2 separate regions of the Homo sapiens genome follow, and region 2 is linked to region 1. The links are chromatin loops, found by intact Hi-C in ENCODE. Cell type or tissue: CD4-positive, alpha-beta T cell. All regions are shown on one strand. Each heading gives the region's core, and the rest is flanking DNA. Links, peaks and the distances in the headings are about the cores only.

Evidence for each region. A loop is a pair of places that touch in the nucleus more often than their neighbours do. Peaks named below come from ENCODE experiments on the same cell type or tissue, not always from the same donor. Only the 100,000 strongest peaks of a DNase experiment are listed, where the experiment ranks them.
Region 2: a loop joins it to region 1, with 3 times the contacts of the local background. A loop is called at or near these places in 18 of 110 quality-filtered maps.

What each region holds. Positions count from the first base shown.
Region 1 is chr2:218,975,940-218,986,526 of GRCh38, reverse strand. FEV (FEV transcription factor, ETS family member) reads left to right here and starts at 1,343. Exons shown (of 3, transcript NM_017521.3): 1 at 1,343-1,503; 2 at 2,222-2,296; 3 at 4,271-5,440. The coding sequence starts at 1,452. The coding sequence ends at 4,860. It overlaps LINC00608 (long intergenic non-protein coding RNA 608), which reads right to left and starts at 10,243. Exons shown (of 2, transcript NR_024385.1): 1 at 9,129-10,243; 2 at 8,605-9,045. RefSeq lists an enhancer at 6,443-6,542. In CD4-positive, alpha-beta T cell, for the core only: a CTCF peak has its summit at 6,330 (motif pointing left); DNase peaks (open chromatin) are centred at 4,486 and 6,326; H3K4me3 peaks cover 2,098 bases; H3K27me3 peaks cover 4,037 bases.
Region 2 is chr2:218,853,928-218,864,514 of GRCh38, reverse strand. It overlaps WNT6 (Wnt family member 6), which reads right to left and starts at 4,710. Exons shown (of 4, transcript NM_006522.4): 1 at 4,398-4,710. The coding sequence starts at 4,477. In CD4-positive, alpha-beta T cell, for the core only: no CTCF peak of the experiment used is centred there; a DNase peak (open chromatin) is centred at 4,847; H3K4me3 peaks cover 306 bases; H3K27me3 peaks cover 5,093 bases.

The sequences.
Region 1 (10,587 bases), core at 1,661-9,660:
GGTGGGCTTCTGGGCTGGAGCCTCATCTTCAGCCAGCATCCTCCTTAGCCTGCCTCTCCAGAGCCACGAAGCCCCATAGGTACCCAGAGAGACTCCAGGCCACTTGGGAACCACATCAACATCTTTGCATGAGTTAGAAATAGGAATCCTTTTCTTGGAGTGGATTCCAGCCTTGTACAGTGCACAACCCTGTCTTAACCCCTCCACCTCTCCAGCCTCGTTCAGGGATAGCCAGAATGGGAGTAGTGGTGAGGGTGGGTGGCAGACTGGGAGGACAGGGGATGGGGAAGGATGGGAGCAGAATAGTTGTACAGGGAAGTAGCAGGGGGCTCAGGAACCCATCAGGGAAAGCCAGGACAGATTCTCAACATCTTTAGAGGCCTTCAGCAGTCCAAGCCACTACTAATTTATGGGGACTGAATGAATGAGAAAAGGAGGGGAGGGAGAAGGATGAGAGGGAGAGAGAAGGCTGGAGGGGAGATGAGAGTCGGAGAGAAAAGCCTAGGAGGTAAAGAGAGACCTAGAAGGGGGCGGGGAGGACAGAAGAGGGGGCCACCCATCATAAGTTGCCAGGAGAGATGGCCCAGCACCAGGCCTGAGGCTTGGGGGCCCCAGAAAGGCAGGAAACGGGCCAAAGCAAGAAGGAGACGGGGAAGGGGTTCGGGTCTCTAGGGAAGAGCAGAGAGTGGGAGAAGAGGAGGAGGGAGCGGGGATGCGGGCAGAGATAAAGGGAGCAACGGCTGCAGGGCCGGGCGCGCAGCGACAGGCGAGAGGGAGGGAAGCGGAAATTTAAAAGTGAAGATGCAGATAACGCAGCCTGGAGACGGGAACCCGGGTGGGGATAGAGGGAGGGAGGGGGAGGAGAGTGAGCGGCGAGTGGAGCGGGAGCCGACTGGAAGAAGGGCTCTAGGGAGGGGGCTGTGGCTGCTGGGGTCCGAGGTGGGGCCGGGTACACCAGCCCCATCACTGTTTGCAGAGAGTCAGGGAGGCGGAAAAGACACGCGCTCTAGGCTCCCATCAGGGCACATGGCCCGGGCCCATCCCCCGCGCGTCTCCCCGGCTGCGGGGCGCGGGGGGCTGCCGGGTGCGCTTGGCTGTGGCGCGGCGCGTTGGAGACTTTATTGCGATGGGACGATAAGAGGGGCGGGGGCGGGGTCCTGGGGGCCGAGGCGGCAGCGCTTTAATTAAAACGGAAATTGCGGCCCCGGGCCGCGCGGGGGCCGGAGGGTTCCAAGCGGCCCCTTAGCTGGAAGCGTTTCTCCAGGACCCCCCCGCAACCCCCGCCACGCCCGGGCTGCCCCCTCCCGCCAGGCCCTGCCGGACCCGGCGCCGTCTTCTCCTCCTTGTCACCCGCGGTCGCTTCGGGCGGGGATCGGTGCCACCGAGCGCAAAGCCTGCCTCGCCCCCCTTCCCCGTCCCCCCCATCTCCCACCGCCCAGTCCCCGGCGGCGATGAGACAGAGCGGCGCCTCCCAGCCCCTGCTGATCAACATGTACCTGCCAGGTACCAGGGACCAGCCGGAGGCTGGTGGCACCGGAACCTGGGGCGGGAAGTCTAGGCTCAGGCATGGGAAGAGAGTGCTGGGGTCCAGGGGAAGGAGAAGTGTCCGGAGATTCGGGTTGCATGGAGGGCCGATTGTAATGTAGGGCACTGGGGAGACCTAAAGGCAGATAGAGAGCTCTGGGTTTCAGTGCAGGGTCTAGAGGAGTTGAAATGAGCAGATTGGGAGCCTGGGGGCCAAGAGCCGGGACTCAGGGACCCGAAGGAGCCTGAGAGGGGAAGCACGGGTCTCTGGCGTGGTGGAGTACTCTGTGGCCGAGCCGTACCAGAAGGCTGTGGTCCGCGGGCGTCTCCCCTGCGCTCTCACGGCTCCTCACCTTCCTGCTACGAGCTTCAGGCCGGCCCTCCAGGCACCCTCCTCTTCTCTTCGCGCTCCAGCTCGGCTGGCGCAGTTCCCCGCTCGGCTTTATAAGGCTCCAGCCGGCCCCTTCGGAAAGCGGATTTCCTTTTTCCTGGACGCGTTTCCTGACTTGGGCTCTATGGAGGGGCTCCGCGCAGCGCGCCTGGACCAGGCTCCGGGAGGAGGAGCCGGGTGGCCCGGGCCCCCAGCCTCGCGCCTGGGGACCACAGCACCCCCCTTAAGCCTTGGCCCGGGGCCCTTTTGTCAAGCCCACAACTTCCGCCCGGGGTTCTCCTGATTCTTTTCTTCTGCTGCTTGCAGATCCCGTCGGAGACGGTCTCTTCAAGGACGGGAAGAACCCGAGCTGGGGGCCGCTGAGCCCCGCGGTTCAGAAAGGTGAGATGGCCGGCGCGCTGGGCGGCGGAGGCGAGGTTGGTTGGGGTCAGGGCACAGGCGGACAGTAGGTGGGAGCAGTGTGGACCCAGGGTTCACACTGAAGCCCGGAGTCCTGGCCTGGTTGTGCGGAGGCCTTGGGAAGACAGTCACTTGGTTTTTGGCTCCTGCATCTCCTGAGCACCAGGAAAAGAGTTGCAGGCCAAGGCAGATGGAGAGGATCCCAGCCCCAGGCCCTTTTGCTGCTGTGTATGGTTTTCCAGGCTTTGGGGCAGGGGCTGGGACACTTAGCGTCCTTTCCCTGCTGGTAGTAGGAGCTCAAGGCCGCAGCACCAGCCGGCAATGGAACCGGGGGAATTACTCCCCAAACACAGCGGGCTTCCCAATCACTAGACCCTGGCTACTGCCACCTGCTTCACCCTCCGGCGCTGACTCACGCCGGCTGATCTCTGCTGGCCAACTCTGCCAGACGATTGCAATTGATTCCCAGGTTCACCACCAGCGCTCCACGGGTAGTCGCTAAATTACCCTTTTGACGGCTGGCTCTTCAAGCAGCGTCTCCCCACAGTCCCCATCTCAGTCGTTACCCTAGATCTCACCAAGAGACAGAAACCACAAAAACGAGGTTGGCGACTGTTTTATCCAGAAGGAAACTATGCCCAACAGGAACGGTCATCCAAGCCGCTGAGGTTGCTCCGCCTTTGGTGCCAGGTGCACCTTTGTACCCAAACCTTCCCTTGCTTCTGACCCTAAAACTTAACTCTGGGGACCAGAAACCAGGAAGCTCTTTGCTGGGCTGGCTTGAAGGGATTGGGATTGAAATTATGGGGAAGGGTAGCGTCTGGATTCTAAGCCAGTGGCTGAAAAAGTAAGAGGGGTTCAAAAGACTATATTTGAGGCAGTAAGCAGACCACTTTGAGGAAAATCCGTTTTATTCTAAAAGGGAGTGGGGGTAATTGTATCGGGATTTTTCTCTGCCTGTCTGCTTGAGGCTCCAAGACAGGGGAGCAGGAATTCTGGGACCCCACTCTCTAACCACTCGCATATCCTGGAAAAACCTCCTTGCTGCCTCCAGCAACCGAATTCGGAGGGAGATCACACAAAGACAGGAGGAGGTTGGTAGCCAAGCACAACAGCTGCTCGGTCCGTTCCCCTCCTCAGAGTTGTTCATCAGGCCCCGAGAACTATGGCACCTTCGTAGGCAGGGAATCCCGCCTGTTCCGAAAATAAGAGGCCAAATTCTCAGGGCCAGCGCAGAGGCCTGCGCACCCGAAGGTGGCTAGGATAGTGAGCCCATGAGAGCTTGCCCCTCCTGTCACGTATAGGGGGCCACTGTTCGTTCCTACTCCTGTCGGATGTGGTGTCCCAAGGGAGCCAGCCACCACTCCACCTCAGGAGTAGCCTGTCCAACTACGTCTTTGGGGACTCGGGACTAGCTGGGCCTTGTCCAGCAGTGGTTGGGGTCGTCCTGCTGCACGCCTGTCCCTTCCCACCTCTGGATGTGGTCCAGCTGGGATGGGGCAGTCCGATCATTCTGCCCAAGGCCGCCCTGTACGGTTGTGCGTCTTTTCCCTAAATAAGGGCGCCCGGCTGAGATGGAGAGTGGCGGCGGATATCTGTCCTTGCTCGCCTTGGAAAGCCAAGTGCCTTGGTGCGCCGCTGCGCTCACGTGGGGGGAGGCAATGCTTCCCCTTCCCCCCAACCCCCAAGTTCCACAAAACCGTGCATCTGGAAAGCTACGTGCTCTTCAGTGGAAGCCGCATTTCCATTGTGCAAAAGCGCGGTAAGGCTACACACCACTCTGCTGATCAGCCCCTCCGGGGCCGGCCTCTCCCGCCGAACGCAGCTGCAGTTTGACTTGCACTTTTCCTCCCCCAGTGCCGGTTCCTGCCGGGGTGGGTCAGTTTCCCGCCAGCACTCTTCCCCAGTTCCCGCCTCCCCGCTCCCGCCTGTGGCTGACCGCCCCCCTCCCCACAGGCAGCGGACAGATCCAGCTGTGGCAGTTTCTGCTGGAGCTGCTGGCTGACCGCGCGAACGCCGGCTGCATCGCGTGGGAGGGCGGTCACGGCGAGTTCAAGCTCACGGACCCGGACGAGGTGGCGCGGCGGTGGGGCGAGCGCAAGAGCAAGCCCAACATGAACTACGACAAGCTGAGCCGCGCCCTGCGCTACTACTACGACAAGAACATCATGAGCAAGGTGCATGGCAAGCGCTACGCCTACCGCTTCGACTTCCAGGGCCTGGCGCAGGCCTGCCAGCCGCCGCCCGCGCACGCTCATGCCGCCGCCGCAGCTGCTGCCGCCGCCGCGGCCGCCCAGGACGGCGCGCTCTACAAGCTGCCCGCCGGCCTCGCCCCGCTGCCCTTCCCCGGCCTCTCCAAACTCAACCTCATGGCCGCCTCGGCCGGGGTCGCGCCCGCCGGCTTCTCCTACTGGCCGGGCCCGGGCCCCGCCGCCACCGCTGCCGCCGCCACCGCCGCGCTCTACCCCAGTCCCAGCTTGCAGCCCCCGCCCGGGCCCTTCGGGGCCGTGGCCGCAGCCTCGCACTTGGGGGGCCATTACCACTAGACGGGGCGGTCGGGTGCCTGCGGCCTCGCCCGCACGCCTAGAGTCTCGCCCGATCCCATCGGCATCCCGGGGAGGGCCCGGGAGCCTCCGTCAACCGTCCTCTAATCCAGAGTTTACTCCACCTGCCGCACTTAGCAGGGGGACGGGACCGAAGCTCCCTCAATCCTTGTCTGGTACTAGATTTGCTCCTGTCCCACCCCGCAGTCCCCTGAGGAGGGCGATGTGCGCCCTCTTTCACTTTTTTTCTTCTAGGTCTCCAGGTCCCGGAGGGGATTTGTGGACCTCTCTTGTCTCCCCACCACTCCAGTGCATTTCCGCCTGGCTCCTAGAAGCCCCATTCAATATCACTACTCTTTAACGAGTGCCAAATCTTTTCCCACTTTTGCTCTTCCCCAAGGAACTGCTCCCACCTCAGCACGTGGAGGCCTCTCACGGTCCTCCTTCCTGGGACCTGAGCAGGTTTGGTGAAAGCCACCGTCCTCCGTGACACACGGCCCCCTTCCTCCTGTCCCCACACTCCCAGGAGAAACTCCCGGTGTGTTTCTGACCCTTTCAGCCCCATTAAAGCTCCTGAGCTCTCCGCTGCCTCCTCTCTCTCTGTTCTTTGCTGCGCCAGAACCCGTGGTTAGGGGAAAGCAGGGAGAGGCTCATCTCGGGCCTGAGCAGAGAACTGCCAAGGAAAACGTCCCGAGAAGGAGGGTGGCGCGGGCTTGGGCGCCGCCCGCAGGCAGCGAGAGGCCTGGATGGTGGGCTCAGCCCGAGGGAGCCGCCTTGCCTCATACCCACCCTGCCAGGCGACCCCAGCTCACCTCACTCCCTTCCGGTTGCCCTTCACCCCACTCTATCCCTACTTCCGTCCCAGCAGACACCCGCACCCCACCCTCCCCATCTCACCCACCCTTCCACCCAACCCTCACCCCACCCCATCCCAGTAGGCACCCAACCCCCACTCCCACCCCACCCAACCCTCCCCATCTCACCCACCCTTCCACCCGCCCCTCACCCCACCCCATCCTAACAGGCACCCACATCACATCTTCCCCCTCTCGCCCATCCTTCCACCCGCCCCTCACCCCATCTTATCCCAATACGCACGCGCACCCCACCCCCTCATCTCACCCACCCTTCCACCCGCCCCTCACCTCATCCCGACCTTCATCCCTCCTGGCGGAGCTTCACCCCACCTCAGCCTTCCCTCAGCCACTTTATTTCATCCCCTTCCCCAACCACCCTCCCCTCCTCGTCCTGCTCTCACTTAGACTTTCTCTCCCTATCCCTCACAAACCGTCCCCTCCCCCCAACATCTGTCGCCGTCTTTCTTCTGCTCGGCCTCCTCATTTGCAGAAGAAGGGGTCTCTCTCCCACCCGGCTCCTGCGCTTGCGGCTCGCAGCCTCCCCTCGGAGTCTAGCTCCTGCACCTCCTTCTCGCGGGCGGTGCGCGCCCTCTGCTGGTCGGAGGAGGGTACGCTGGGGAGAGCTTTGTACCTAAGCCGGGGAGGATTTTGTGCGCCGCGCAGTGCAAACCGCAAGTGCCTGGCCAGACTGAGGACTGCAGGACCCAGTCGTCTCCAGGTCTCCTTTGGCCCTCAGAGAGGAGGGTGAAAAGGGGAACGCTGCATCCCAGGTCTGACCTCTGGAAGCCTGGGAAGCGGGTCGAGTGGATTATTCTCCTGGCTGGGCCCCTTTCCTCACCACCTAGAGGCCCTTCTGAATACTGCGCCCTCCCACCAGGGCCACTGCCCTTAAGTTCTATTCGTTTTTAAACGCCTTCGCTTAGAGGAAAACAACACTGGGGAAGGTGCCTAAAGGGACAGTCCCCAACCTCAAGGCAACTGCTCCTCAAGGCAAGCCCCTGGCTCTCCTTTCCCCCTCTGTCCTGGCTATTCTTTTCCACGCGCACACCTCTTCTTGGGCACAGGAAGGGGCAATGCAGGCGGGAGGCTGAGCAGTTGGGGGTGTGGGGTGGGCCTGACGCCCCTTCCCAAAGAATTTTGCCAGGGAAAGAGTCTTTATTCATTTTCATTTTATTTTTCGCTTTATTTTTTCTGGTTTTCCAAAGAACACACACTCAGCATAGAAAATTTGGAAACACACACCTAAGGCCTCCATGAACTATTGGTTGGATGAAGCGTGTAAAAACGCATGAAGGGGCCAGGCGCGGTGGCTCACGCCTGTAATCTCAGCACTTTGGGAGGCCGAGGCAGGCGGATCAGGAGGTCAGGAGATCGAGACCCTCCTGGCTAACACAGTGAAACCCCGTCTCTACTAAGAATACAAAAAATTAGCCGAGCGTGGTGGCGGGCGCCTGTAGTCCCAGCTACTTGGGAGGCTGAGGCAGGAGAATCGCTTGAACCGGGAGGCAGAGGTTGCAGTGAGCCGAGATCGCACCACTGCACTCCAGCCTGGGCGACAGAGCAAGATTCCATCAAAAAAATAAATAAATAAATAAATAAAAAAGCCAAACCTATAGTCCTGTTACACAGACGCCACTGTTACTATTGATAATTTTTTGTCAAAATCCTCCCTTCCTCCCTTTCTTTTCTCGATGCCTTTTATTTATTTTTTTTGAGGCAGTGTCTCTCTCTGTTGCCCAGGCTGCCAGGCCGAGTGCAGTGGTGGGATTTCAGCTCACTGCAACCTCCGCCTCTCGGGCTCAAGTGATCCTTCCACTTCAACTTCCCGAGAAACTGAGACTACAGGCCTGTGCCACCATCCCCAGCTAATTTTTGTGTGTTTTGCAGAGGGGACGGGGTTTTGCCATGTTGCCCAGGCTGGTCTTGAACTCCTGGGCTCAAGCGATCCACCCACTTTGGCCTCCCAAAGTGCCTGGTTTTACAGGTATGTGCCACAGTGCCTGGCCGATGCCTTTTAAAATTTGATAATACCCTGCTTTCGTAGCTGAATAGAAAACAAGTATGTTCCACATCATTATGCCCGACAGGCCTCCCCGGATGGGAGAGTGGGCTGGTGCATTCATCAAGCAGGTGAGCCAGTCTGGCCTGGTGGGGGTCCTCTGTGATTTGCATGGTGGCAATGAGGGAGGGGGTGCAGCATCAGAGAGCCTCTTTACAGCCCTATTTGCAGGGGTCAGGAAACTGGGAGGAAGAAGAAACACACTGAGAAGATACAGCCAGGATCCAGAAAGATCTGGGTTGCTAAAAATTATGGGCTGAATGTAGCAAAGTAAAATTTCTGGTTTTTGTTGTTGTTGTTTTGTGTTGTTTTTGTTTTTTGTTTGTTTGTTTGTTTGAGATGGAGTCTCACTCTGTTGCCCAGGCTGGAGTGCAATGATCTCGGCTCACTGCAACCTCTGCCTCCCGGGCTCAAGCGATTCTCCTGCCTCAACCTGCCAAGTAGCTGGGATATAGGTGCTTGCCACCACACCCGGCTAATTTTTGTATTTTTAGTAGAGGTGGGGTTTCATCATGATGGCCAGGCTGGTCTCGAACTCCTGACCTCAAGTCATCCACCTGACTTGGCCTCCCAAAGTGCTGGAATTACAGGTGTGAGCCACCGCACCCAGCCACAAAGTAAAATTCCTTAGGAAGAACTGTGAGGCCCTGTTCTTACATCTTTAAATGAAACAACAGAAGTCAGAGTCTTGGCAAAGATGGGGCTCAGCAGAGCCTGTGTGTAAATGAGTAATGTCCTAGCCAATGTAACGTTAAATAGGAACCTGTAGGGTGAAGTGCAGAAAAATCATTGTGATTTGAGGATGCATTGATGGAGCTGTGACACCTAAGATGAAGGAAGTGGTCCACTTGGTTTAATAAGTCTGCCCCCAGGAACATTGTGCACAGTGTTGCTTTCAGGAAGAGACCAAGTGGAGGACACACAGTGTAGTAGTAGGCCCAGGAAGTGAAGAGGAAAAATGGTGGAAAGCCAACAACAATATGAGATGTTTCTGGAAAGTCAACTGGGAGAAAGGGGGATGGGAGCTGTCCTCATTTATTCAAAGTGCTGTCCTGAGAGAGAGGACCTGGATGCCTGTGACTAAGGGCAGTATTGGGACACGTGGTTGGAAGCTCCAGTAAAACAGATGTCACCTTGATCTAATGAAAAGCCTCTGCCATGGAACATGTTGGGTGAGTTCTCTGTCACCAGAGTGTTCAGCAGACCCTTCTGTGAGAAGCAGAGAGGGGAGGTGGACTAGGCGACTTCTCTAACCTTGAGACTCTTGGAATCCTGTGAAGGAGTCAATAAAGGGGGGATTTTAGTCATTGTTGGGGAGCTGGGGGAGATATTGTTAGATTAAGGGATCTTCTTACCTATGAAATTGCATCCTTAAAGCTCACCCCATTACTCTGTTCTTTCCTGTCCACATAGCCAGTTTGGGAGGCTAAGATATAGAACTGGGAACCAGAAATTCTGAGTTCCAGTTGCAGCTTGGCAACTAACTTGCTGTGTGACCTTCACATAATCACATCTCTTTTCTGGGATTTCATTCTCCTCTCATTTAAATAATAAGGCTGAACCAGAGATTTGCAAACTCTGCTCTGTGGAACTTTAAGGGTCAATTAGGTTCTCTCTGTTCCAAAAAAAAAAAAAAAGAAGAGCTGGAAAACGTCTATCCAAGATGACCTACAGGTCGAACCCAATCTCAGAATGCAGTAGATGGGTATCCTCTTCTCCAGATTATCTCAGCTCTAGGAGCCCCTGCCTTTGTGATGTCTCCAAGCCCTGAGTTACTGTGGTCTTGGCAGGACTGTACTCCACCCAATCCCTGAAGAAGCCACAGTCTTACCACACTCAGCTTCCTGATGATCCAGGCCTGTCCTCATGGACCCTTAACCCCTTGGTCCTTGGCTCTCCAAGGTATCGATCCCACCATTGCTTTCCTCTGCCAATCCAGGGTCAAGCCCCTCTTGCATTTTCTGAAGTTCTGAGCCTTTTCTTTATCACCTCATTCAAGTCGCTAGTGAAAGTATGGTTCACTCCCCTGCCGTATGCTTGCACTACAGTTTACAAAATGCTTTCACACCCATCACTTTTTTGACCCCTCCAAGGTTAGGAAGACAGGGCAGGTATTGCTTTATCTGCTGGGAGGATAAATAAACGAAGGCCCCAGATGTTAAATGACTTGGTTGAAGTCCCAGGGCTTGTTCTAAGACCTGTATCTTCTTATTCCTCTGCCAGACCTTTTCCCACTGCTCCAAGTGACCTTTCCACAGTCCTGAGCAGTCACTGATCACTTTGTTTTTAGGATCATTCCCATGCAGGATGACACAGACCCATATCTCCTCCAGTAACATGCGCTCTGTGCAACTAAGCTCCACACACTATCACTTGCAGATGGAATTAGAAGCCCTGCTAACATGCAGCTTGAGGACATTCATGTCCATACTGTTTGGGACCTGCACAGTCACAGTGCAATGATGCCACTGAAGGCACTGAGGCTCACAGAGCACTCTCATATGCCAGCTCACGTGACCATAGACAGACATCATAATGGGCCACTGTGATGCACTTTTCTCAGAGCCTTCTGCTCTTCTGGCCTCCACCTTTCCTTTAATATGTCTTTGAAATGCACCAAAATGAACTTGTTTCTTTAGCTATTTATAATCCATGTCAAGTGGATCTGCTGATGATAAAAGTATGCCTTACCACTCATTGAACATGACTCTGCCAGGCTCTGCCCTATGCTAATGTTTTACAGGTGGTATTTCCTTTGACCTGGCTACAACCTTACCAGATGGGGATGGTTATCTCTGTTTTCAAATGAGGGAA
Region 2 (10,587 bases), core at 1-8,000, 120 kb after region 1:
CACGCAGATGACTTTAAGTCAGGAGTTCGAGATCAGCCTGGCCAACATGGTGAAACCCCATCTCTACTAAAAATACTAAAAAAAAAAAATTAGCTGGCATGGTGCCAGGCACCTGTAATCCCGGCTAATCAGGAGGCTGAGGTAGGAGAATCACTTGAACCCGGGTGGCAGAGGTTGCAGTGAGCTGAGATTGCACCACTGCACTCCAGCCTGGGTGACAGAGCGAGACTCTGTCTCAAAAAGGAAAAAAAGAAAAGAAAAGAAAAAAACAGAGGAAAGAGGAAGAGAGAAGAAGGAGATTGATTTGACCATTCTATGAGAGTGAGCTCTTTACTACATCCACCGATTGGAGGTATAAATAATGATGGGTCAGATGTTGTAAAGAACTTCCTGGGGGTGGGCAAGGCCGGAGCAAGGAGCAGAGCGGAAGTGGGGAACTGGTGACTGGGAAGCTCTCCCTCTCTGCCTCACTCCCAAGACAGGGTCTGTCAGGGCCACAGGATAGGCTGGATGACCTGGATGCAATGAGGCTGGACAAGATGATTTCCAGAGAGCCTGGCCAATGTCCTTGAATCTGGGATTCTGTAATTCACAAAGATATGATTACAAATGAGAGAAAGACAGAGAGGCTAGGGGAAGAGTTTATTTTTATTGATTGATTGATTGAGACAGAGTCTTGCTCTGTCACCCAGGCTGGAGTGCAGTGGCATGGATCTCGGTTCACTGCAACCTCAGCCTCCCAGGTTCGAGTGATTCTTCTGCCTCAGCCTCCCAAGTAGCTGGGATTACAGGCACCTGCCACCACTCCTGGCTAATTTTTGTATTTTTAGTAGAGACAGGGTTTCACCATGTTGGCCAAACTGGTCTCGAACTCCTGACCTCAAGTGATCCGCCCACCTCAGCCTTCCAAAGTGGTGGGATTTCAGGAGTGAGCCTCTGTGCCTGAGCTGGAGACAGAGTTTAGAAAGCATGCATCACATTGGAGTAAGGAAGGGAAGTGAAAAAGAAGGTGGGAGAGAAACTTCTCAGGAACCTGGAGCCAGGTCTCCGAGCCAATTCCAAGGGCATGAGCCTCTTTCCTGACCAAGACAGTCGAGTCACTCAAAGGTCCTGGGGTCCTCTCTGCTTCTAGCCTGGCTGCTGCTAGAATGTCAGAGTGGGATGCAGGAGGCTGCTGCAGCTGCTTTCCTGGCCAGCACTGGAGCTCTGACCTGGCCAGGATTCTCTGACAAGTAGGGAGAAGAAGGCCAGGGAAAGCAGGTCCTGGGCATCGGGGAACAGCCTGGAAGCCCTTACTGGGAAAGCTGCCAGCTGAAGTGAGACTGGGGATTTAGGGGACTGGAAGAGCCTCAGGCCAGTGGGAATTATTGGTCCAGCTCATCAACCCAAACTTGATCTTGGAGGGCACTGGTAGGGTGGGGAGAGCTCAGGAGTGTAAGCAGAGTCAAAGATCCAGGGGAAGGGGATCTGGGCTCAGACCAAAGAGATGAAGTGTCAGAAATAGACAAGTGACCAGGCACAATGGCTCATGCCTGTAAGCCCAGCACTTTGGGAGGCCAAGGTGAGCAGATTGCTTGAGGTCAGGAGTTTGAGACCAGCCTGACCAACATGGTGAAACCTCGTCTCTACTAAACATACAAAATTTAGCTGGGCATGGTGGTGGGCAACTCTAATCCCAGTTACTCAGGAGGCTGAGGCAGGAGAATCATTTGAGCCGGGAGGTGGAGGTTGTAGTGAGCCAATATTGCACCACTGCACTCCAGCCTGGGCGACACAACGAGACTCCGTCTCAAAAAAATAAAAAATAAAAAGTAAAATAGGCTGGGCATGGTAATGCCATGGTAATGGCTGGGCCTGTAATCCCAGCACTTTGGGAGGCCGAGGCGGGCAGATCACTTGAGGTCAGGAGTTTGAGACCAGCCTGACCAACACGGTGAAACCTTGTTGAAACCTGGTGAAACCTCTACTAAACATGGTGAAACCTCTACTAAAAATTCAAAAACTAGCCAGGCATGGTGGTGGGTGCCTGTAGTCCCAGCTACTTGGGAAGCTGAAGCAGGAGAATCACTTGAACCGGGGAGACAGAGGTTGCCATGAGCCAAGATCGCACCACTGCACTCCAGCCTGGGCGACAGAACGAGACTCTGCTCTAAATAAATAAATAAATAAAAATAGAAATAAAGAAAGAAAAACAAAATGAATAGACAAAGGAGAGTGAAGGGGCCAAGGCAGGGAGGAGAGGCTCATTCCCTCAGAGGCACATCTGAGCAAGGCAGTCAGACACGTTATCACTGGGACCCCTCACTCCTCACCCGGCACGCCCTGCAGCTGTGGCCATGAAGGCCTCTGTGTTCTCCCACACCTGCCCGTGTCACCTCCTCCCCCACTCCCTTCTTCCCAGCTTCAGGGTCAGTCTCTCAGGGACCAGGCCACTCTCCTTTGGCTTGGCTGCCACCCAGCAGTCCTTCCTGAACAAAGGAAGCCCCACAGATACAGAGCCCAGAAAGGTGAATCAGCCAGTCCAATGACACTCTGCAAGCCCATCTCCAGCACCAACACACTCCTAGGCCTCAGGGCTCCTAAAGACAAGGTATCTGCCTTCCAGGAGCAGGGAAGAGAGACCTAAAGGACTGTTGTCAGCCAAATGCAGTAACCAGCATAGTTGCCCAATGTATGTGATACAGTGGGAGCGCAGAGAAGGCAATGGAAGGAGGACAAGGGGGCAGCTTCAGGGAGGAAATGGTATTTTAACCGTAAGGATAAGAATGATTTAGACAGAGGGGGAGGGAGGGGAAGGAAGACAATGGCCATCAGGGAGGGACCCCATCCCCACACCTTGAAAAAGGGCAAAGTTAGGCGTTTATGGGGAAAAGAGATTCCTTTACAACATTTTCCTTGGAACTCTGGATTTTAAATGTAAATGAATCCCCTTTTTCACTCCTGGGGACCCTGGCCAGGAGAAGCTGGGTTGTGAGGGGGGCGCTGTACATACTGAGTACCTCCTAAGGTCCTATTATTCTACACGTCCTCCCACCTAACCTTCCCAGCAAGCCTGCCAGGTAGGGAGACTGTTATCCTATTTCCAGTTAAGACTGAGAGGTAGGGAAAGGAAGTGACTAGCCCAAGATCACAAACATAATGTTTAGATCTTAGATCTATCTGCTTCAAAGCTGCCACTGCATTATACTAAGCCGGATCAAAGGGCATATGTTCCCTAGATAGGACCTGGGTCGTCCTCGGTTCGCCCTTTCCGTGACACTAGCGTCGGACGGCTCTCCGCATCACGGAGTAGGGATTGCTGCCCGCCACTCCCTGTGTGGGCATCCTACTCCCTATCTCTCCAGAGCACGGGGATCTGCCTCTCTTCCAAATCTGGGGGGCGAGGGAGGAGCGGAGGGTCGGCATCCAGCCAATCACATGGCAATATGCAAATAGACACGACCCTGCCTTCTTAGGATTGGCTAACCCGTCAGCGTTATTGTCCAAGTCTCTCCTCTCTAAACACTGAGCTATTCCGGGCGAGGGTTTGCGGCTCTGGAGACCTAGGGGGAAAAAAGTCCTTTGGATCTGGATCTCTGAGCCGTCCCGGTCGGGCACCCTCCTTCCCCGCCCCGGCCCCACCCCCACCCCCAAGGCTCGAAGCTCCCGCAACCTTCGCTGCCTAGGTGTCCCTTCTAGCTAGGGCCAAGCCTGGGAAGACGCCCCCTTCCCTTGGCTGGCCAGGCCCCTCTCCCTTCCCGCAGGACCCCTCCCGGTCCCGTATCTCCCGGGCTGCACATATTTTTTCATTCATGACCCCCAGGTCTGGAAGGGCCGGGCGCCTGGGTCCGGTTCCTTCCGCTCCTCCTTTTCCTTGCTTGGGGAGGACGAGGTAGAGAAAACCAGGGTCCTGACTCACTTTCCCCTTTATATTCCCTCTGTCGTCACTAAGGCCCACTCCTCAGGAGCCCAGAGAGAAGCCGGTGGGTTGGTAGGCAAAGCAGGGCGGGGAAGGGGCAGCTGTGTGGCCCTCTCTGCCTTGTGGCTTCCCACCTTGTTCCTGTCTTCTCCAAATCCAGCCCCATACCCTGAATCCAGGGCCCTCCTCACACATTCTTTTCCTCGGATATGTGTCTTCCCGAAAGATCTTTCCTACCCACTCGCCTGTTCCTTGGTGAGCTGGGTGAGCGCATAACTTGGCGGGGGGTGGGAGAGAACCCGGGAGGAGGAAACACAATAGAATGTTCCCGAGGGTTAGGAACGTCGAAGTGGAGTTCAGAAACGCCCCCGGCCGAGGCCAGAAAGCTGGGCTCGGAGAGCAGGTAGAGCCGGGAGGCTGCGGAACACCCCAGTCTGTCCTGGGTCCCGGGGTCCCCACCCTCCAGGGTCCAGAGCCGCGCCAGGACAGCCGGACTCACCACCACAGTCCGCCGACGTGCGCCGGGCACAGGAGCAGCAGCAGCAGCAGCCCGAGGCGGGAGGGTAAGGGCGGCAGCATCGTGACCGCCCTACGGCCGCCCGGGTGGGCAGGGGGCGAGGCTGCGGGGCGAACCGCGGCGCGCGAGGGCCCGGGCTTCAGTGCGAGCGCGGCGAGCGCAACGGCGGCGGCCGGGAGGCGAGGGATCCGGCGGCGGCGGGGGGGCCCATCCCGGGCGAGGAGGGCGCGGCGGAGGCGGAGAGCGGACGGGGCAGCCAGCGCCTGTGTCTCCTGCGGAGCTCGCTCGGGAGAAGAAATCAGAGCCGGGGGCGGAGGTGGGAGGGGAGCGGGGCCGAGGCGGGGGCGGGGGGCAGGGGGCCGGAGGGAGGTGGCAGTTGCGACAGTCAGGCAGCGGGACTCTCGGGAGCGAGCCGTGCGCCCCGGGGCGGCTGGCGCGGAGCGCAGCGGAGGGCGGGAGCGGGGTGCCGGGGCGGGGCCCCAGCGCGCTTCGGGCTGTGGGACCCGCCCGCTTCGCCCCCTCGCCTCGCCTCTCTCGGACTTGGAGCCCCCCGCCGCTCGCGGCCGCCTGGAGTCGGGGGCAAGGAAGGGCTGGGAAGAAGAGTAGAGAGGGGTGAGGGGGGAGAAAGAGGAGCTGAGGAATGGGGGACGGGCTGGAAGGGAGACGTTTGACAGGTTTGTTGACTGTAAAGAGAGAAAACTTCCCAGGAATGAGGGAGTTTGGGGCGGGGGGCGGTGCGGAGGGAGATGCTGGCGCGGAGGCAAGAGAGGAAGTTGGCCTGGGGCGCGGGGTGCTTCGGCGAGGGTTGTCAAACTGGACCGCCCGACAGGCGGATGCTGGAGGGGTCATCTCTTTCCGTGTCCCTGTTCGATGCCTCATGCCCCTTCGTCAGCCTCTCCTTGAAGAAGGGAGGAAGCCCTGGGCCTCCGCTCTCGCTCCCCCAGCCATCCCACCTCTCAAGCCCGCGTTCTAGGGCGGGGAGGTGGGGGAAATGAGAGGGCAAGAGTAGCCGCTCCAGGGCGTGCGCGCAAGCGCTGGCACTTGTAAGCGAGCGGGAGAATGGAGGTCGCAGACTTTCAAGAGATCGAGGGGTCAGAATTCGCTTTAGCCCGGCCTCGCGTGTCCAAGAGTCCCTGCCTCGAGTTCCTCCCCCAACCTGGCCCGGGTAGAAGGGGTGGGAGAGCCAGCTGCAGGTGAGATGGCGTTTATCAGATTTTCTAATGCCACAAAAATGTCTTTGATGCCCCTGGCCCCCTCCCCACGAGGGGGAGATCAAAGGCTCCGTGGGGAAGAGGGACAGCTCCATTCATCATGCCATTCGGCTGGCAGTGGGCAGCAGCCCCTGCCCCTCCCGTCCCCGACGTGCCCCGGGGTGCCAAGGGACAGGTGGTGTGGGACATTCTCCCTGCCATACCATCAAGAGCAACCATCAACCTTTAAAGCTGTCCTGGAGTGGGGAGGACAGATCGAGTCCCTATGGCAGAAACGTCAGGCGCCCAGAAGAAAGCTCCTGGTTGTTGGTAGAGAGGGGGACCTGAATGTGGGGACTGAGGTCGCTTCCAAGAGAGTGATGACTGAGGTCACTTCCAAACAACCTTGGTGAGCAGAGAGAGAAGACAAGATCCTGAGTCACCCAGAGAGGGGGGACAAGTAGATCAAGATGAGGCCAAGGGGCCAAGGGATGTGACCCCAGGGGAGGAGGCTGATGGGGGAAGGAATGAGCAGACAGAGGTGAGAGAACTGGAGAAGTGTGGACTTGCCGGCAAGCAAGCTCCATGTCAGGGCCCTGGTGTCCAGGCTGCATCAGCTCAATCCCTTGCACTGGATACAGAGAGTTCTGGTGAAAGGGCTAGGACACACTAAAGAAGGGGAAGGGGGCAGGGGGCAGTGGCAAGAGTCATAGAGAGAGGGTCTGGTCTAAGCACTGCCCTCTCCCATTTTAGCCTTTAACAGTATCCAAAGGCCACGCACAGCCCCTGCACCTAGTAACTTTGCACACAGTTGCTGTTTCTACGGGGCAATGCCAATCTGGACAGTTCCTAAAGGTCAATGCCAACTCTGGACACTACACATTCAAAGACATACCCAGTTTGGGTGCACACTCCAGCCATGTGGTACCAAATAGGCAGCTAGAGGGCTCTGGGGGTCCCTGGAGGCTACAGGTGGCCAGTGGCCAGCCTCCTGGGAGCCACTGTCTGGGTTCCGAACCCCCTGCCCAGCCCTGCTCCCACCCTGCTACTGTTATTGCAGATTATGAAATGCTCTCCCTATCCTGCATTCTTCTCCGAGGCAAGAATTTTAATGTATTTGTCTTTGTCATCAGGGGACCTGGGCTCTGAGACCGCCCTGCCTCTGCCTGAGGAGGGAGCGCCCCAAATCTAGTCCCTGCTGCCTCCAGACCCAGCCTCTCTCCATTACCACCCCTCCCCCATGCCCTAGCCCTGCCCCTCGCCTCCCCTTCCTAAGACACAGTCTCTCTGTGGGGTGGATAAAAATGATGTTATTGAAACAACAGAATTGGGAGCAGTGGCAGGGAGCAGGGATCAGCTCAGGAAACTGGGGCGTTTGCCAAGAAGCCTTCTCCCCCGCAGGCGGCCTTTCTGCCCCCACCCCCCACCTTTCCTGCAAACATACACAGCTGGCCCCACCCCTCCTGCAGCACTCACTCTAGCCAGATCTTGCAGAATCTTTTGCCATCTCTGGACTCCCCAAGCCCTTGTCCCTCCTGCACTCAGTCCCATTCCAGAATCAGTTGGCCCAGTAGTGCCTGCAGAGCATTATAGGGTTGGGGGGTCGGGGGGAGGTGGGCTGGAATCTGTGACAGGCAGGACTCCTGGAGTCCCAATTCCTAGGGCTTCTGCCCCAACAGCACCCTTTTGCTCACTCTCCTTTGCCCTCTCCGCATCCCCATCAAGGGGCTGGCTGGCATCTGGGCAGAGCCAGAGTGATGACTTCTGTTGTTTTGCCCCCAAACCTCCAAAGAGATGAATTCAGATGTTCCTGAGCCTTCAACCCACCACTATCACCTTAGAAGACTTACAAAGGAGCAGGAGCTGGAGAGGGGGTGGCAGGAGGTAACAGACCATGGTGCACAAAGATAGATCAAGATATGTGACATACATGCCCCCTCACACACACCAATCACTGGGCACAGGCCTCCAGATAACCCCACAGAAACCACAGGACATCTTCCCTCCCCCAGACGGTGCTGTGATTTTTTACCCACAGGTATGGACGGACACACAGATGGGCTGGCTCAGGCTGAAACACTTCACATACACACACACACACACACACACACACACACACACATCACCTCTGCAGAGATATGCATGCAGAAGAACATTCACAAGAGACTGGAGTGGGAAGACAGCAGCCCGGAAATGGGTGGCCTGAATGGGGAGGTGACAGTCTGACCCCCCTCCCTATCCTCTAGGCCCTGCCCACCCCACCTTCCTTCATCGCTCCGCCTTAAATCCTGGGAACCCACTCATACTATGTCTAGGCCCTGTGCGAAAGAGAGACAGGGAAGGAGAGACTTGAGGTTGAGGAGGAAGGAGGGGCAGAGTGGGGGCAGTGGAGTGGTGGGGGAGAGGCAGCTGGAAATAGATAACATCAGAATCGCTGCGGGCGAAAGCAAAGCCCTCTGTCTCTGGCGGATTCTCTCTCACTGTCTTTCTGTGCCTTTTTACATCTCTCCCATGTTCATAATTCGGTCTCTATTTGTGTCTGTCTCTAAATCACTTTCTCTGTCGTTTCTCGGAATGGCTAAGGCTGCAGGAGCCTAGGAATTTGGGCCTGTGACCCTTCCCCTCCCAAGAACCTCCCTCTTTCCCTCCCTACTTCCCTCCTTCTGTCCCCAGAACTCCTATCTGTCCTTCCCTCTCTCTGTCCCCAGGAACTCCTATTCCTTCAGGGAGGTGACATGCCTTGAGAATTCCTAAGAACCCTGGGTTTCTGGGTCCCTGGAGAACAGAGAGAGGAAAGGCCAGCCCCTTAGAGAGATGGAGAAAGATAGAAAAAGAAAAGAGAGCGAGGAGAGAGGCTCATTTTCCTCTTCCTTCTGCATCACAGACAGCTCTACTCCCACGCCCGCAGCCCACCTGAAGTCAGGAAAGTGTGCTTTTCCAGAGCAAGTTCCCAGCTTTAGTCAAGGCAGGGATAAGAGAATCCCCTACACCAGGCCCCAGCTTCCTGCAGAGCCCACCTGCCTCCCATCTTCCACCTCTTTCAAGCCTATCCATGCCCCCACCAGTCCGGGGAGCAAGAACCCAGGGGGAGCTTGAATGGGGCAGGAGAGCACGGGCTAGGGAAGGAGGGGCTGCTGCTCGCCCACCACAACTGGGCTGGGGGAAAGCCAGGGAACATTTGTTTCCACTTAGCTTAGCCCCATGGGCCCAAGTGGGAGTGGTTGGCCCCAGGAGCCTCTCCAGCCATCCTGGCCCAGGCTGGCTCCTGTGGTACTGACGTGGGATGGGCAAAGGGTCCTGGCCTGGTCTCAAGCGTTCTAGGGAAGAGCCTCTGCCCTCCTCTCGTCTCACTGCTCCATTCTGCTCCTGGGACACCACCTGTCCCTGCTGCTTCAGCTCTCACTTCTGCGGGAAACGGGGCTCCTAAATCCAGGTCTCTGGAGCCAGCCTCCCTATTGATGTCTTGTCTGCTGTCTCTCTCCCTGGGCAGCAGTCAGCAAATTTGTAATCGGACACTGATGTGCCAGGCTCCCAGCTGGGTAGCGGGGGAGGGGGGAAATGGTGAGCAAAAGCGGACATAACTCCTACCCACATGGAGCTGACAGTCTTTAATCACATCATCTCTCAAGCAAAAGGAAAGCCAACAACCTTGACCGTGCTGGGGAAAAGAAGGGAGGGGCCTGTAAGAGGCTGTGGGATGAGGATTGACCAGGTCATGGGGGCGGGGAGGGCTTCTCTAAGGAGGGAACACTCTAGCTGAAATGTAAAATAAATAAGTTGGCGTTAACTGGGAGACACAGGGAGGGAAGAGCATTTCAGGCAGAAGGAGCAGCCTTTCCAAAAGTCCTGCAGGGAGGAGGAGGCGGGTGCGGTGGAGAGTGGAGGGGAGTGATGGAGGGAGAGTGGGGGAGTGGGCAAAAAGAGGTTGGAATGAGAGTGAACAGCAGAGCCTGGTGGCAGATTAGGCTGGAGGGATTTGGGGGAAATCAGACCAAGAAAGGCCTTACAGGAATGGAAAAGATTTTTTTTTCTTATTTTAAAAGCAATGGAAACATTACAGGACAAATTCATTGCAAGAGGGGAGGTAAAAGAGATGGAGGAGGATCTCTAGATTAATGAAGACCTAACAGATAGATAACTTTTTTAAAAAGCAGGCAAAGCTGAACTATAGTATTTAGGGGATGTATGTTGGAGTGACCAAAAAAAAAAAAAAAAAGATACTTACCATAAAAATCAGGAGAGTTGGCCTGGAGGTTGGGGAAGGAGGCAGTTCTATTTTGAGGGACACATGGAGAGGGATGGCTGTCAAGGTTGTCTCTTTTCATGGCAGTTTGTTTCAAGGGTCCTCAATTGTACATTTGTTTTATGCTTTTTTCTGTATTTATTACTTCAACAATATGGGGTTTAAAAAAAAAAAAAAGCAATGGGAAGCCAGTGTAGAGATTTCACTAAGGTAGTTGGCAACATGGTCAATATTATACTTTGAAAAGATGGCTCTGGCCAGTGTGAAGAGGGGATTGGAGAGGAGCCACACAGAAGGGCAGTTAGGAGGCTCTGTAGCGGTCCTAGTGAAAAATGGTGTGGCTTTGACCTAGGTGAATGGCAGAGGAGTATGGGAAGAGCAGACAGTTCTGACCTATGTCAAGGAAATCGGGTCCAGTGGATTTGGGGATGGGTTGGGAAAGGGGGTGAGAAAGGTGGAGGTGTGGAGGATGCCTCAGAAAGTTTTAACCTGATTAACTGGATGGATGCTGGTGTTGGTTGTCCCCACAGCAAGGAACACCGGAAGACGACCAGCATTAGGCAAGGTTGGGTGGGGGAGTCTGGGACTTGAGTTAAAGATGCTTCCGAAACAGTCAAGAGGAACTGCCAAGTTGGCAGTTGGATAAATGGGTCTGGAGCTCAGAGGGAGGCCTGGGCTGAGTCATCTTGGTGTAGGGTGTAATTAACCTGAGATGGCCCAGGGGAGAGTACAGGCTGAG